Linked DNA regions of Homo sapiens: region 1 is linked to region 2. The links are chromatin loops, found by intact Hi-C in ENCODE. Cell type or tissue: GM12878. All regions are shown on one strand.

What was found. Hi-C counts contacts between places; a loop is a spot of excess contacts. Peaks named below come from ENCODE experiments on the same cell type or tissue, not always from the same donor. Only the 100,000 strongest peaks of a DNase experiment are listed, where the experiment ranks them.
Region 1: it touches region 2 in a loop (8-fold over the local background); 18 of 110 quality-filtered maps call a loop at or near these places.

The regions. Positions count from the first base shown.
Region 1 is chr4:143,904,884-143,912,883 of GRCh38, reverse strand. GYPE (glycophorin E (MNS blood group)) reads left to right here and starts at 7,325. Exons shown (of 4, transcript NM_198682.3): 1 at 7,325-7,413. The coding sequence starts at 7,377. The region is part of intron 9 of LOC105377459 (a long non-coding RNA gene); the gene reads right to left. It overlaps LOC101927636 (a long non-coding RNA gene), which reads right to left and starts at 553. Exons shown (of 7, transcript NR_125886.1): 1 at 435-553; 2 at 246-344. It also overlaps the pseudogene LOC100420464. In GM12878, a CTCF peak has its summit at 4,879 (motif pointing right); no DNase peak of the experiment used is centred here; H3K4me3 peaks cover 2,879 bases; H3K27ac peaks cover 480 bases.
Region 2 is chr4:143,769,466-143,777,465 of GRCh38, reverse strand. No RefSeq gene overlaps it. Among named protein-coding and RNA genes, the nearest start is that of FREM3, 73 kb to the right of the region's middle. In GM12878, a CTCF peak has its summit at 3,301 (motif pointing left); a DNase peak (open chromatin) is centred at 3,285.

The DNA of each region.
Region 1 (8,000 bases), 140 kb before region 2:
TCTGAGAGGAAGCATTAAAAGCCATTCCTTATCTGGCCTTTTTCCCCCAGTTTGCAACAAGAACAGCATATTCCAAATGGGGGTGGCTCCTTCAGTCTGGATCCTGGAACTTGTCACCGTCATAGACCAAATGTAATGTGAGCAGGAAATGAACCAGTGTTGCTGCAAGACACTGAGATTTTGAGGCCTTACCACAGTAGAACCTAATCTAAGAAATGGAAGCAAGCATCAAGTGGAGCACTTACCAGACTCAAGAAAGCCTATTTGTCCCAAGAGACAGCCAGTCCTTAGCTCTCATGAATTGTCACAATGTAGAACTGCACGCTAACTCTTGCCAGATCTTCCTGTAAGAGGAGCCAAATTTTAAATTAAATCAATTCCTGATTTTTAATTAAAATATACCTTCTTTTTAAATGTTGGCGCTAAATCCATACGTTTAAAAAACACTTAGGGCAAATCAAATCAAGTAATAACTCATAATCTCTTTTCCATTCCATAGTTTGCTCATACATAAAATAAGAATGCGCTGGCCCGGCGTCGCTGGGCTTTCCTCAAGGGGTCCCCGAGCAGCGTCGCAGAGCGGGCCGACTTCCGGGAAGGAAGTGACCAGCGACTGAGCGGCGGCCGGCGCGTTTAGCGCCCTGAACATGCGGCAGTCCCTGCGGGCGACCCCAGGCTCCGGACAGGCAGCGGCGGAGGCGGCGGCTCCGGAGGGAAGGAGGCGGCGGCGCCGGCGGAGGTGGCGGCGGAGGTGGCGGCGGAGACGGCCGGCGCCCGGCGCGGAGCCCTAGCGAGGCAGTTCAGCGCGGCCTCGGGCCTGGTCGAGAAGGATGCTGTCCCGACAGAAAACCAAAAACGAAGTGTCCAAGCCGGCCGAGGTGCAGGGGAAGTACGTGAAGAAGGAGACGTCGCCTCTGCTTCGGAATCTTATGCCTTCATTCATCCAGCATGGTCCAAAAATTCCAGGACGAACTGATATCTGTCTTCCAGATTCAAGCCCTAATGCCTTTTCAACTTCTGGAGATGGAGTAGTTTCAAGAAACCAGAGTTTCCTTAGAACTCCAATTCAAAGAACACCTCATAAAATAATGAGAAGAGAAAGCAACAGATTATCTGCACCTTCTTATCTTGCCAGAAGTCTAGCAGATGTCCCTAGAGAGTATGGTTCTTCTCAGTCATTTGTAACGGAAGTTAGTTTTGCTGTTGAAAATGGAGACTCTGGTTCCCGATATTATTATTCAGACAATTTTGTTGATGGTCAGAGAAAGCGGCCACTTGGAGATCGTGCACATGAAGACTACAGATATTATGAATACAACCATGATCTCTTCCAAAGAATGCCACAGAATCAGGGGAGGCATGCTTCAGGTAGCTTAACATTATAAATAATATAGTAGTTTATATTTATTGACATGTCAATTAAAAAGATGTTCTTTTCTAGATTTTCTTGGGACACGGACAAATACTACTAGCGAAATATTTTTCCACTTTGCTCGTCCTGCTTAAGCCTGTGTGCAAATAGTTGTTAATCTACACTGAATGGAAGAGTCCTTGTGACCATTTATTTTATTAACTCATGTTATATAAACTTGGTACTTATCTCAAGGCTGTCTAGTCTCTTAATGCTGTGACCCTTGAAAACCTAGAGAATTTAATGTCTCCAGTTGGGCTGAATTTAGGTTTAGGTTTGGTAGAATAATGGGAAGGGTAAATCTTCAGAGACACTTGACTGAGTCCTCAGAGACACTTGACGAACTTGGGAAAGGAAAGAAGAATAGGAACAACTGGGCATGGTCAGTGATACCCTGAGCAATCACATTACTTCGCTAGATCCTGCACTTTTTCTCTGAACAAAAAGTAGTTCAAGAATTATTTCCTGAGTTGATCAAAAAGACTTATAGTCATATGGTTAATTATGTGTTGAGCATGTCTTTTTATTATTTTTGTAACAGACAAAAAATATTACCATATAATTTAAGAAAAGAAGGTACTTTCCATATCTCCTGAGTTGGAGATACTTCTGAAAGGAGCAGAAGAGATGGGAGAAATGTACAGTTCTACTTTATTCCTGAAGTCCTGGTTTTACCAGATAAAATTAAGTGAGAGGAAAATTAAACTTTCTTGTCCGATTGTTTTTTTCTACCAAGTTATAGACTTTAAATTTTGGCAGGATAAAAATAAAATGTGAGACAGATTTACTTTTTGGCTCACATAACTTCAAATAAGACGACTTAAAAATGGTTTGGAGCATTAGTATTTTGACTGTAGAAAAAAATTATTCATTTAGTATTAACTGTTTATGTGTCTAGCGTTTTCCTTGGGTCTGTTGGTCTCTGCTTTCTGGTACCTTATTTGTCTAGTATCTTATTTGTGGAAACAAAACCAATCTATACACAATAGTCACAGAACAATTGTTACACTTTGTGATACTAACTGTAAGTGCAACAGGGAATCAGAAGAGAGATGAGTATAGGCTGGAATACTTAAAGAGATGATTGGAGGACTTGGAGTGGGCCTTGAGCTTGGCCTTTAGATTAACAGGGGCCAGAAGAAGGACATTTTACATGGAAAATTGGGAATAGCACAATGAAAACAGAGTAGGCATGGTTTAAATATAAGGAACAGTGTAGTTCTGCCTGGTTTGAAGAAATAAGATGTAAGGTCGAGTGGAGATTTGTGGTTCAACAATAGGCTTAGATTTGAGTCAAGTGGAAGCTCTTGCACATTTCAGAAAGACAAGTGATTTTATGAAAGCAGTGTTTAAAGATTAGTTTTGTACTAGAATTAAGGGTAGATTCCTAGAGAAAAGAGGATTGCAGGTACCAGTGGGTACCAGTGGTAATAGGAAAAGGCAAATCTAGGATGCTTTGGAAGGAAAAATGAGAATTAGAGTTTAGGAGAAAGCAGATCACTGAAGTTTTAAAAATAATGTGGAATAGTTGGTAAGAACAACTTATTTTATGAAAGCTGACATCGGAGTCTCACTGGAACATTGTAGAGGAGAGGTTTTCTAGGCATGTGGAAATGCAGTAAGAGGCATGGGTAAAAGCACCTTTTAGTTTTTAAGGAATTAGGTTAAAGAATTAGCTGCATGCTTGTGTTTATTTTGGTTATTTCTGATATACAGTTCTGAACCTCAGGAGTAATTTGTTATCTAACTAAAATAGTAAGTTTTAAAAATAAAGCTCATTTATATTTTCTTCTAGAATAATAACTGCTTATTACGGGAAATTTGCAAAATGCAGTAACGTAAAGGCAAAGTACCTGTCCACCAGAGATCCTCTTAGTATGTTATTTTCTTCATCTTTTTCCATGCCAAATTCTTTTTTTACATGGATGTGATTATATAATATTTTGTACAGTTTTCTGTTCTTTTTACTTGAATGATTTTCTTCATGTTGTATACTTTTTATGAGTGGTTTTAATGACTGCATAATCTTCCATTTGGTGCATATTCAGTGGTTAATGAGGACTTGACCTATACTTCAGAAATTTGGAAAGAGGAGAAGTGGGACATGCCCAAATTAATGGGACTTGGCCACTAACGGGGTTTGAAGGACAAAGGAGAGGGAAGAGTCAGATAGGATTAGCATAGCACATGACTGCCTAAGAGATGCTCACAAAAATAAATGGCTGAATGAGTGAATGAACCCAGCGGTTTTAAATCTGGAGGCTTAAGACAGTTTTTGGTAGCTGAGGGAGAACAGAAATAGCTATGTTTACTGTTAATATAGAATATGTGTTATTCTTTGCACTCACCTTTCCCACCTATATTGCAGACGCCACTGATAGCTTGTAATACTTTTCTACCTGAGGTTTAAGTATGTAAACATGAAGAATTAATAACAAGTTAAACTCTTGTTTTGAAAATCTAATTTGCCAAATATAATTGAGGAAATACTATAAGAACTAAATCTCTACTGATCCTCTCTTAGGAGCAATTTGACATAATATTTGTAAGTTTAAAGACAGACTTTAAAACAACTTTCCGGTCACAACTTCAAAATAAAGTACAAGTTAATTGCAAAAAAATAAATAAATAAAAATAAAATAAAATAAAATAAGAATGCTAATATCTGTTCTGCCTCTCTAACAGGGTTATTTTGAGTGTTAGATTTATCTTACTTGTAGTTGTTTTTTTATTTTAAAAAAATTTTGAAATGATAAACTAACAAAGGTCAGGGAAAGTTCTTAGACTACTCTGGCAAGGCAGGCTGGACAATTCTAAGGCGATGAGGTACCAAGGAGGCTAGTAGTATAAACCACAGTGCCTCAACTTTCCTGCCCCTCCCCTGTTCTCCACTCCTCCATGCAAAACATGAAAAGCACACTTCTCCACTGGCAGATCAGACTAGCATGCAACCATCTTCAGGAATAATCTAAGCCTGAAATAGTTGAGAGGTAAGTAATTGACAAAAATGAATGGTTCTCTGTCATGAAACAAGCAAGGTATAAGTTTGTGTTGATCGATCCAAGTTGCCTTTCCTAGATTATAACATTGAACTTCATCCTTCTTAACTACGTCATAGAAATGACTCGGGCAATTCAAAAAATAGCTTAAAGACATGTAGTATCAAGAAAATTGGATAAGTTTTTTATGTTTGATTAAATGCCTCAAAAGTACTTGTTTTATTTTATGCAAAGATTCAAAATTCTTAAAAGATGTGGATTTGTCTAATAATTTGCATGATATAGCTCATAGGTAGAATTTTATGATAATTATGAATGTGTACTTCAGTAAAAATATTTCTGAAAAATTTAAAGAAGATTAAGGAATGCCTGAAAGAGAAAAATGTAATCTGATGTATTTTTTTTGTTGTTGCATTTACGGGGCTCACATTTTTTCCTTCCATTGTGCAGATACGCCACTAGAGAGCACTGTACGGCACTGCTTCCTCACACCCTGTGTGAGGTGCTGAATCTGACCTCTGATTTCCTCATTGAGAACCCTCCAGGTTTTGACTTACTTTAATAGGGCCAGGTACTCTATAGGGCATTGTGCCAGATGCTGGAAACAGAACAACAGAGACAGGACCCACAAATACAAAGGAACAGATTGTTCACAACAACCTGAGACAGGTGTTAATAAACAGGCCTGTGTCAGCACTACAGGAGTTTAGAGAATTGCTAACGATGTGATTCTGCAGGAAAGGAAAGTGGGAGGTCATGGAAAAGAAAGCACTCTCAGACTCTGACCAGTCCAGGCTGAAGAAGGTATGAAAGCTGAATTTTAGGCTGAGTTTCCTTTTCATTTTCCCCTTCCTGCCTTAGCAATGGACCTCCATACTGGAGGGAACCTGAAGCTAGGATATGACATAGGTTACCCGCAGGATATATAAAAAATGATCAGCCTATACACCCAGGACTGCCCGTGAGAAGTTGCTTTCCTCTGCACTGCAATATTCATTTGTCATTTATTGATTTGAGAAATATTTATTGTCAAGTGTGCCCCAAGCACTCATTGGTAAATAAGATAGCCATAGTCAGGGTGTGTCCACTTAAAAACTGTAGTCCAGTGGAGACACAATGATTGCAACGTAGTGTAATAAGTCCTGTGATAAGGGAAGAAGATGGAACCACACAAGTATAGAGCAGGGGCACCTGACAAAGACAGGAAGTCAGGGAAGGCTTCGTGGAGGAAGTACTATTCAATGAAGACCCTAAGCAGAATTGGAGGCCACCTAAAAAGGAGTAGGTGTATTCCAGGTGAAGATAGCACAACCCAGGAAAAAAAGAATCCAATAGGATTTTATTTGTGTATATACAATTTTCAGATCTTGCTGTTTTCCACTTATCCATTTTATCCTGAGTCTCCATATCTTTATTTTTGAAAACATGATTTTAATAGTTGCTCTAATAGTCCATCGTAAGAATAGTGACATTTATTTACCCATTTTCAGAAATAGCATTTTTAAGACTCATGCTAATCGCTCTCCCTTTGTCAATATAAAATCATGTGAATTAATTCTTACTGCTTATATGAATATCAACAACATTTCCTTTACTTGGTTGACTCTTGAGCACAATTCCTGCAACCCAAACTGATATCCAGCCATAACAAACACTGAATTTATGGAAGGTATTAAATTATTATGTATTGTTTAATTTTAAGTTTTTAATAAAATTTGCTGCAGTTGTTTTACATGAATTGGCAGGGCCTTAAGAGGCACTCTGGATTCTTTTCCTGCTGCTCAGATTACCCCGTCTGTGTCATTCATTCTTCCGTCTCTCCCAAGTCTGCATCTCCACTCCCTCCATCCATTAGTCCCTCAATCTCAGGCTCCTCCCTCTCTGGGATGCTCTGCTGATACTTATCTCCATCTTTTATCCAGTAAATACTTTTTTTTCTCTGTGGTCCAGTTTCCTGAATCTGCAAACATTAGCTTCATAAATGATTTTTTTAAACCACACTTTGGGTAAATATGTAAGTATGATATATGTGGCAAATTGCTTACATAGCAAATTGATTTTCTGGGTCAGGCAGGAAAGACTTTCACAAAAATCTTACAGGAAGTAAGATGATTTAGATGGAGTATCCAGTCACCTTCTGTTGAACCATTTCAGACCTAATTTATATTTTTTGTTCTGTCTCCCTTTAAAATTGAGCTTCCTCACATTTCCATACCTTTCATTTTAACCTACTTTAATGATAAGGTTTTTGGTTTGTTGGGTTTTGTTTCTGACTGTTTTCATTTATTGTCTTGGTATTCATTTATGCTTACTTAGCAAGGTATATTTCAGACAGAAACAGCTCACTGGTTTCATAGCTGCACAGCACTAGCTCTTCAGTTCAAACTCTATTTTCACTGAAAGATTTGTTGCATCTCATGTCTCTTACATTGCTGTGTGACTCACCATGAGTTTGGGAGTCTTTCAGAACCTCAGAACACTCAAATGATTTAAATTTCTCAAATATGTTCATTTCACATATAGGAAGTCACTTTCATCTGGACCACCGGGTCTTGACATTAGAAATGAGAAGGTCTATGGCTCCACAACAGCTACCTCAGCCTGGCACGTGCCCTGGCCTCAGAGATTCACAGTCCAGTTCTTTGTCCAGTTGGGTGGCTCCTGTCTACCACCTTACCATGCCCACTTAACTGATGCAAAGTTAATATCACAAGTAGCCACCTGTTCCTTGCAGTGAAAATTGTACTTACCACTTTCATAGCCCCAAGATATCCATGTATCTTTATTAACAGGCGCTTAACAACTTGCATCATTTAAAATGCCTCCCCTGCCTATCAGCTGATGATGGCCACAGGAAGGTGGGCCTGGAAGATAACAGCTAGCAGGCTAAGGCCAGACACTGACACTTGCAGTTGTCTTTGGTAGTTTTTTTGCACTAACTTCAGGAGCCAGCTCGTGATCTCAGGATGTATGGAAAAATAATCTTTGTATTACTATTGTCAGGTAAGTGATTTTATTTCATCTTGGTTCTGTTATATTGGGTATGAGATCATAGAATAAAATGTAAACTACCCTATTTTAGTTCTATCTTATTTAAATGCATAAATGAGTAGTATTTCCTCTTCCAGTCTGGTGGATGGATTTTACTGGAACTCAGCTACCAATGTGGGGGAAATGGCACAAGGGAGCCCAGTATTTATGGCCGAATCCAGTTTTCTAGTATGAGAAGCTTACTTCAATTCTAAGTCTAGCTAGAATTAAACTAATTTTATCAAATGCTATGAGAAATAGCTCTCTGTGAATAAATGTATTGCTTTGTTTGAGTTATAAGGAGATTCATTTCCAAACTAAAGAGTTATTAACAAAGGTGTTATATGGCTTTTAGTTTTAAAAAGGTATAATTTCCTATTTCTGCCAAATGGTGAGAAGCCAAAAGCATGAACACTGAAACCGTGGGGAGTTGTTCGCTTCTCTGTGGGTCCATTACTAAAGTGTCACATAGGAAGAAACAAAAACAAAAACAACTCTTACTGGCTTAGATGTCATGTGAATTTTAGGAGAAATTTAAATCCATTAAAATAAATATCATA
Region 2 (8,000 bases):
TTTATAAAGGCACTCATCCCACCATTGAAGGCTTCCCCCTCATGACCTAATCACCTCCCAACAGCCCCAGTTTTTAATGACATCACATTGGCAATTAGCATTGATAAAAATTTGGGGACCCTTAAATATTTAGAACGTAGCAATGAGGTTAACAATCTTTAAGTTGGCAATTGGTCTTTAAGGATTATGCGGCAAAATGCACCAAATATATCCTAAGTTCAATAGAGTTTGTCTCTGCAATTTAATGTATCTTTTCGACATTCCTTTAGTATTCATTCTCATTTAAATATCCGAATTAATGTGAGCAAAAAAGACATTTGTTTATTTCTGACTCCTCCTATTTTTCTTTCAGCCCAGGAGAATAACATGGCAGTCTTTCATTGCCTTCAGACAAAACAGTTTGATAAATTAATGATGTGCTCTGGTGACATCAAATTCAAAGCAGTTGGCAGTACTTGAGAATATAATTTAGACTGATTGGAGCAAGGCTAATAAATGATGCTTTGCTGGTGCGCAATAACATCTTTTATCCATGAAGCTAAGTCTGCCAGAGCATATCATGACCTATATATTTCAGCCCTTTGAAAGCAAATCAGCCTGTTGTTCAATTTTGAAAATATATGAAAAGTTCCATAATAGTGTATCTTCACATTGTAATAGTGATCAATTGTATTTTAAAACAATATTCAAGAAACAAATTAAATAAACTATGTTATATTTCTCTAAAAATTCGAGATCAATCTTCAAGGCATGAAAGGAAATTCTCCAGATCAATTTTTGTTCATATATTTCCTGAGAAAAACGTAAATAGAATTTTGTACATCTATTAACTCATTTTAAATCCTCCCCGTAACACAAATGATTATCATTTAGATATTGAGCTATATAGGAACTCCTAATTCTGGACTACCTTCTTATTCTTTGTCATGCATCTTTCTGAAATAAGTACAGATTTACAAGAGCATTGATTATATTTTTATTGAAGTTCTTTTCTCTATATATTATCTATATTTTAATTTTTAAAAATCCTCTTGATAATGGTGAAGCTAACCACCAAAAACCTCACTGTCACCTATTTACAGCATTTTGAATCAAACCCCATCTCAGCACTCTGGAGATCTAGGATCCTTTATTGTGGGTTCATGGATGGACCTAAGTGGGGTTATGAACACTGTGAAAATTTGGAGCACTAAGCATATTTTTCAACACAAAGATTCCATAATTTTCATCAAATTCTAAAAACATCAGTGACTCAAAAATGTGAAGATAAGAATATTTTGGTCAAAAAACTAGGCTTTATTTTTACTTATTCTAGGCTGACATTTTTTCTGACTCCCCAGAATTATAATTTTGACCATTTCTATAATTTACTATACGCTTTTATTTTAAATTCAAAGACAAATTCATAGTGTACTCAGTAGTTTCCTATAAGACTAATAGTGTTTTGGATACAACAGTGTATTTACAACTTTTTCTTTACAACTGCAAAACTGTATCTTTATATTTATTCATATTGATATGAGGCTTCCCAATAAATCAAACCTTTTGGTTATTAGCATGTACAATATACATGTATTAGAATCATAGCAGTTTATAATGGTAAGAAGCCTTAGTAGAGATCAGTTTCTACTGTCCATCCAAAGCATAAATCCTGTTCACATTACCCTTGAGAGATGATCAATTTTCAACCTTTGTATGACTGTTTCTTGTGACAAGGAACTCTACAGTTTAAGCTGGTCAAGTACATTTTTAATAACTATAATTATAAGGAAGTTATCTCCTATATAGTATTTATGTTAAGTAATTTGAATATTATCCTAAAAGCAAGAGGAAACCATTAAAAGGTTTTAATCATGAAAATAACATGATTAGATTTATATTTTAAAATATGCACTCTGAAGTGCAAGTAATTAGCTTATAAAACAAAAGACAGATAAACAGAAAAAAAATTTTATTGTGGTCTGAACAAACTTGACCATAGAGATAGAAATTTTAGAAGTTTTGTAAGAGGTAGAAACAATGTTGTTGTAGCTGGCTGGATTTAGAGGGGAAAAGAGGTGAAACAGATGACACTCAGGTCTCAGAGTGAATGGTGGGGCATTTCGATGAGATAATAACTAAGAAAGACAAGCAGGTTTGGAGGATCATATTGAACTTGTGGTGGCTACGGAGCATCTATGAAGTTCAGACTAGAAATCTAGACTTAAGGTATTTTTTCAGAGTCATAAGAATAAAAATATAATTGGAGTCATAAAAAGTGAATGAAATTGCAACTCAATAAAAAAGAAAAGTATCCAATCAGGAAATGTACAAAGATATAGACATTTCTCTAAAGGTGAAATACAAATGGCCAATAAGCATATGAAAAAAATGTTCGACATCATTAGCCATCATGAAAATACAAATGAAAATGACAAACATATCATTTCATATACACGAGGATGGTCATAATCAAAAGGATGTAATAACAAGCATTGAAGACATTGGAACCCTTACGCACTGCAAGTGAGAATGTAAAATCTTGCAACCTCTTTGGAAATCAATTTGCAGTTTTTTGAAAAGTTAAATGTAGAGTTACCATATGCACCTAGCAATTTCACTTCTGGATATACACTCAAGAGAAATGCAAACTATGTCCACATAAAAGTTTATAGGTGTATTAATAATAACAGCCAAAAAGTGGAAATGAGGCTGTTTATGGAGATATGAGCACAACGGTGCCAAACTTCTGCTGCTGTTGCTCTGCATAGGATTCACAAACTCACGAGAAATGAAGATGATTGATCAGATGCAGCTGACATGTGCCTCTTCACTGAGAGGAACCAAAATATCAAGTAAACCTTCATACTTTGAACAGCCAGGAAAAAAACCCTGGCTGCCGCTTTTTCTCTTGGTGGGTTCTTTGGCACAGGAGAAACACCTCTGCCCCTCCCTGGGTTGTTCCAGTGGCCTGAGAGCTGCCCCTCAGCTCCCACCAAGGTTGTGCTTGGTCCCACCCTAGTTAGCCTGGAGAGCCTGGAGGTAGGTTCGCCCAACCCAGCCCCACCCAGCTTTCCCCCCTGCACCCCCGTTGGTCAGAGTGTGGAATGGGACACTTGAGAGCTCCATGCTCCCCATCACCAGGCACACCCTGGTAGTTCCCCTGATCAACAAAGGCCAAGTAAAATTTCCACTGCCATCACCACAGCCGCCTCTCACCTGCAAGCACCACATATGGATGGGAGGTCAAACTGCATGTCCAATCACAACTTCTGCTGACATCATTGTACAGTGCTCAGCCAACTCTTACCTGTAAGCACCACCTGCTGGCCTGTATGGTGAACTGCACAACCCAATATAATTACTGCTGGTAGAAGTGCACAGCACGGGGGAATGAGGTAACTTCTGAGATCTCCATCTCCTCATCTCTGTAGGAGACAGTAAGCCTGACCATATGTACAGCACGCCACTACTACAATCTAGCATTTTAGAAAACCACTACACTAATGTGATATATAAGCAAAGAATTCATACAGTGCTTTGGTCCTCTAAAAGCATATAGAAGTGAAACCAAAGGACCCCACCAATATATGCAAAAATCACACTCTAGTGGAAGAAAAAAAATCCCACGCAAATAAAAGTAAATTCCCAGGTAAGAAGTGACAGCTTCTACAAATGAGAAGGAACCACCACAAGAATTCCAGCACCATGAAGAAACAGAATGTTGTGACATTCTCCAAAGACCACAATAGCTCTCTAGCATAGATTCTAACCAAAATAAAAACTTTGAAATGACAGATAGAGAATTCAAGATGTGTGTTATAAGGAAGCTCAATGAGAACACAGAGAAAGTTGGAAATCGACACACACACACACACACACACACACAGAAAAACAATTCAAGAGATGACAGATGAGATAGATGTATTTTTAAAAAACTAACCAGAAAACCTGGAAATTTTCAAATTAACCCACTTAGACAAAAAAAGAATTTAAAATACTGAACAAATTGTTTGAGATATATGGATTATGTGAAGCAAGGGAGAAGAAAAAGTAAGAAGTTTGAAAAACATATTTGAGGGAATAATTGAGGAAATTTTCTCCAATCTTGCTACAGATGTATACATGCAGATACAAGAAATTTAGGGAAGACCTTGAAGATGTTATATAAAACAATTATAACCAAGGCATATAGTCATCAGACAATCAAAGGCCAGTGTGAAAGAAAAAGTCTTAAAGGCAGCTAGAGAGAACTATCAAATCACCTATAAAGGCAATCCTATCAGACTAACAGTGGACTTCTCAGCAGAAACCCTACAAGCCAGAAGACATTAGAAGCCTATTTTCTGCCTTCTTACAGAAATAAAAATGCCAGCCAAGAATTTTATATACTGCCAAACTAAGCTTAATAAATGAAGGAGAAATAAAGCCTTTCCCAGACAAACAAATGCTAAGGGAATTTGGCACCACTAGACCAGTCCTACAAGAAATGCTCAAAAGCACTCTAAACATGATAATAAAAGGATACTCATCATCATATAACACACTGGTTATTTCTAGTAAGTGTTTTCCAAACACTTGCTAGAAATCTCATGGATCTTATAAAACAATTACATACATAATTGAGACTCAAAGGCAACTAGCTGACAAATCTCTGGCAGGACAAAACTTCACATATCAATATTAACCTTGAATGTAATGGCCTAAATCCTCCATTTAAAAGATATAGACTGGCAAATTGGATTACAAAACAAGACACAACCACCTGCTGCCTACAAGAGACCAATTAAATAGCTAAAGACACCTGCAGACTCAAAGTAAAGGGGTAGAAAAAGATATACCACACAAATAGAAAACAAAAGTTAGCAGAAGTAGCCATTTTTACATCAGATAAAACAGACTTTAAACCAACAACAGTTAAAAAAAAAAAAAAGACAAAGAGGGGCATTATATAATGATGATGAGGTCAATACTACAAGAAGTTTTAACTATTCTAAATAAAATAAATATGCACCCAACACGGGAGCACCCAGATTGATAAAACAAATACTACTACACCTAAGAAAAGAGATTGACAGCAATTCAGCACTAGTGGGGGACTTCAAAATCCCACTGACCACACTAGATAGATCATTGAGGCAGAGTCAACAAAGAAGCACTAGACATAAACTGGACTCCAGACCAAATGAAACATAGATATTTAACAAACATTTTATGCCCAAAACCACAGAATATACATTTTTCTCATCTGTGCATAGAACACTCTCTAAGATTCACTATATGCCTTGCCACAAAGCAAGTCTCAATAAATTTTTAAAAATCAAAATTATATTAAATATATTCTTGGACCACAGTGGAATAAAATTATTAATCAATACCATGAGAAACTCTCAAAAATACACAAGTACATGAAACTAAACAACTTGCTCCTGACTTTTTAGTAAAAAATGAAAGTAACATAGAAATCAAACAATTTTTAATGAAAATACAGACACAACATATCCAAACCTCTGGGATACAGCAAAGGTAGTGCTAAGAGGAAAGTTTATACTATTAAATGTCTACATCAAAAAGATATAAATATATCAAATTAGTAGTCTAGTGTCACATTTCAAGGAACTAGAAAAGCAAGAACAAATCAAACCCAAAAGCCAGCAGAAGAAAAGAAATAATAAAAATCCGAGCAGAACTAAATGAGATTGAGACCAAATGAACAATACCAAGGATCAATGAAATGAAAAGTTGGTTCTTTGAAAGGATAAACAAAATGAATAGACCACTAGCAAGTTTAACCAAGAAAAAAAGATTCAAATAAGGACAATCAGAAATAAGTGTTATTACAACCAATACCACAGAAAAACAAAATACTATCAGAGATTACTATAAACATCTCTATGCACACAAACTAGAAAACTAGAGGAAATGGATAAATTCCTGAAAACATGCAACCTCCCAAAATTGAACCAGGAAAAAATAGAAATGCTGAACAGATGAGTAACAAGTAATGAGATTTAATCAGTCATAAAAAATTTTCCAACAAATAAAAGCCCAGTATCTGATGGATTCACAGCCAAATGTTATGAGATGTGCAAAGAAGAGCTGGTACCAATCTTACTGAAACTACTCCAAAGAATAGCTAGTTAGTTAGTTACTTAGTATCATAGAATACTCAATTCATGGAATTCCTCCTCAATTCTATGAAATGAGTATCACCCTGATCCAAAATCAAGAAAGGACATAACAAAAAAGAAAACTATAGGCCAATATTTCTGATGAATATAGAAGCAAAAGTCCTCAAAAAAAAAGAAAATTAGCAAACTGAATCTAACAGCATATTAAAAAGATAATTCATCACTATCAAGTGGGCTTTATTTTTGGGATGCAAGGATGGGTCAACATTTGCCAATCAATAAATGTGATTCATCACATAAACAAAATCAAAAACAAAAATCATATGATCATCTCAATAGTTGCAGAAAAAGCATTGGGTAAAAGCCCACATCCCTTAAAGATAAAAACCCTCAACAAACTATGCATCAAAGGAATACACTTCAGAATAATAAGAGCCATATGTGACAAACCCACAGCCAACACCATACCAAATGAGGAAAAGTTGAAAGCATTCTCCTTAAGCACTGGAGCAAGACAAGGATGTCCACTCTCACCACTCATACTCAACATAGTACTGGAAGTCCTAGCCAGAGCCATCAGGCAAGAGAAAGAAATGATAGGCATTCAAACTGGAAAATAGGAAGTCAGCGTATCTCTGTTCACTGATGAAATGATCACATATCTGGAAAATCCTAAAGATTCCTCTAAAGACTCTTAGACTTAATGAACAACTTCAGTAAACTTTCAGGATACAAAATAAATGTACACAAATCAGTAGCATTTCTGTACACCAATGATGTTCAAGCTGAAAACCAAATCAATAACTCAATCTCATTTACAATAGCCACACTGAAAAAAAAATTCTAGGAATACATTTAACTAACAAGGTGAAAGATCTCTACAAAAAGAAGTATAAAGCACTGATGAAAGATATTATAGATGACACAAACAAATGAAAAACATCCCATGCTTATGGGATGGAATAATCAATATAGTTAAAATTACTATACTGTCTAAAGCAATCTACAGATTCGATGCAATTCTTATCAAAGTACAAATGCCATTCTTCACAGAACTAGAAAAAACAATCTTAAAGTTCACATGAAACAAAAAACAGCCCAAATAGCCCAAGCAATAATAAAAAAAAAAACAGCAAAGCCATAGGCATCACATTACCTGACTTCAAATTATGCTACAAGGCTATAGTAACTAAAAGAACACACTACTGGTACAAAAATAAACATATAGATTAACAGAACAGAGGACCCATAAATAAACCCACATACCTACAACCAACTGGTCTTTGACAAAGTGAACACAAATAAACAATGGGGAAAGTATACCCTATTCAATAAATGCTGTTGGACTAGCTGGCTAGCCATATGCAGCAGAATTAAACTGGACTCCTACAATTTCCCATATACAAAAATCAACTCAAAATGGATTAAAGATTTAAATGTAAGACCTCAAACTGTAAGAATTCGAGAAGAAAACCTAGGAAATACCTAGGTTTTTGTGGACCTCAGTTTTGGGGAAAAAAATTATAACTAAGTCCTCAAGAGCATTGCAATAAAAACAAGATTGACAAGTGAGACCTAACTAAAGAGCTTTTTCACAGCAAAAGAAACTATCAACAGAGTAAACAGACAACCTATAGGGTTGGGAGAAAACATTCAAAACCTATGCATCCAACAAAGGTCTAATATCTAGGATCTATAAGGAACTTACACAATTCTACAAGCAAAACAACAAATAACCCCATTAAAAAGTGGGCAGAAGACATGAACCGGCACTTCTCAAAAGAAGACGTACCAGTGACCAAAAAAGATGTACCCAACATCACTAATAATCAGGGAAATCCAAATCAAAACCACATTGAGATACCATCTCATGCCGGCCAGAATCACTAT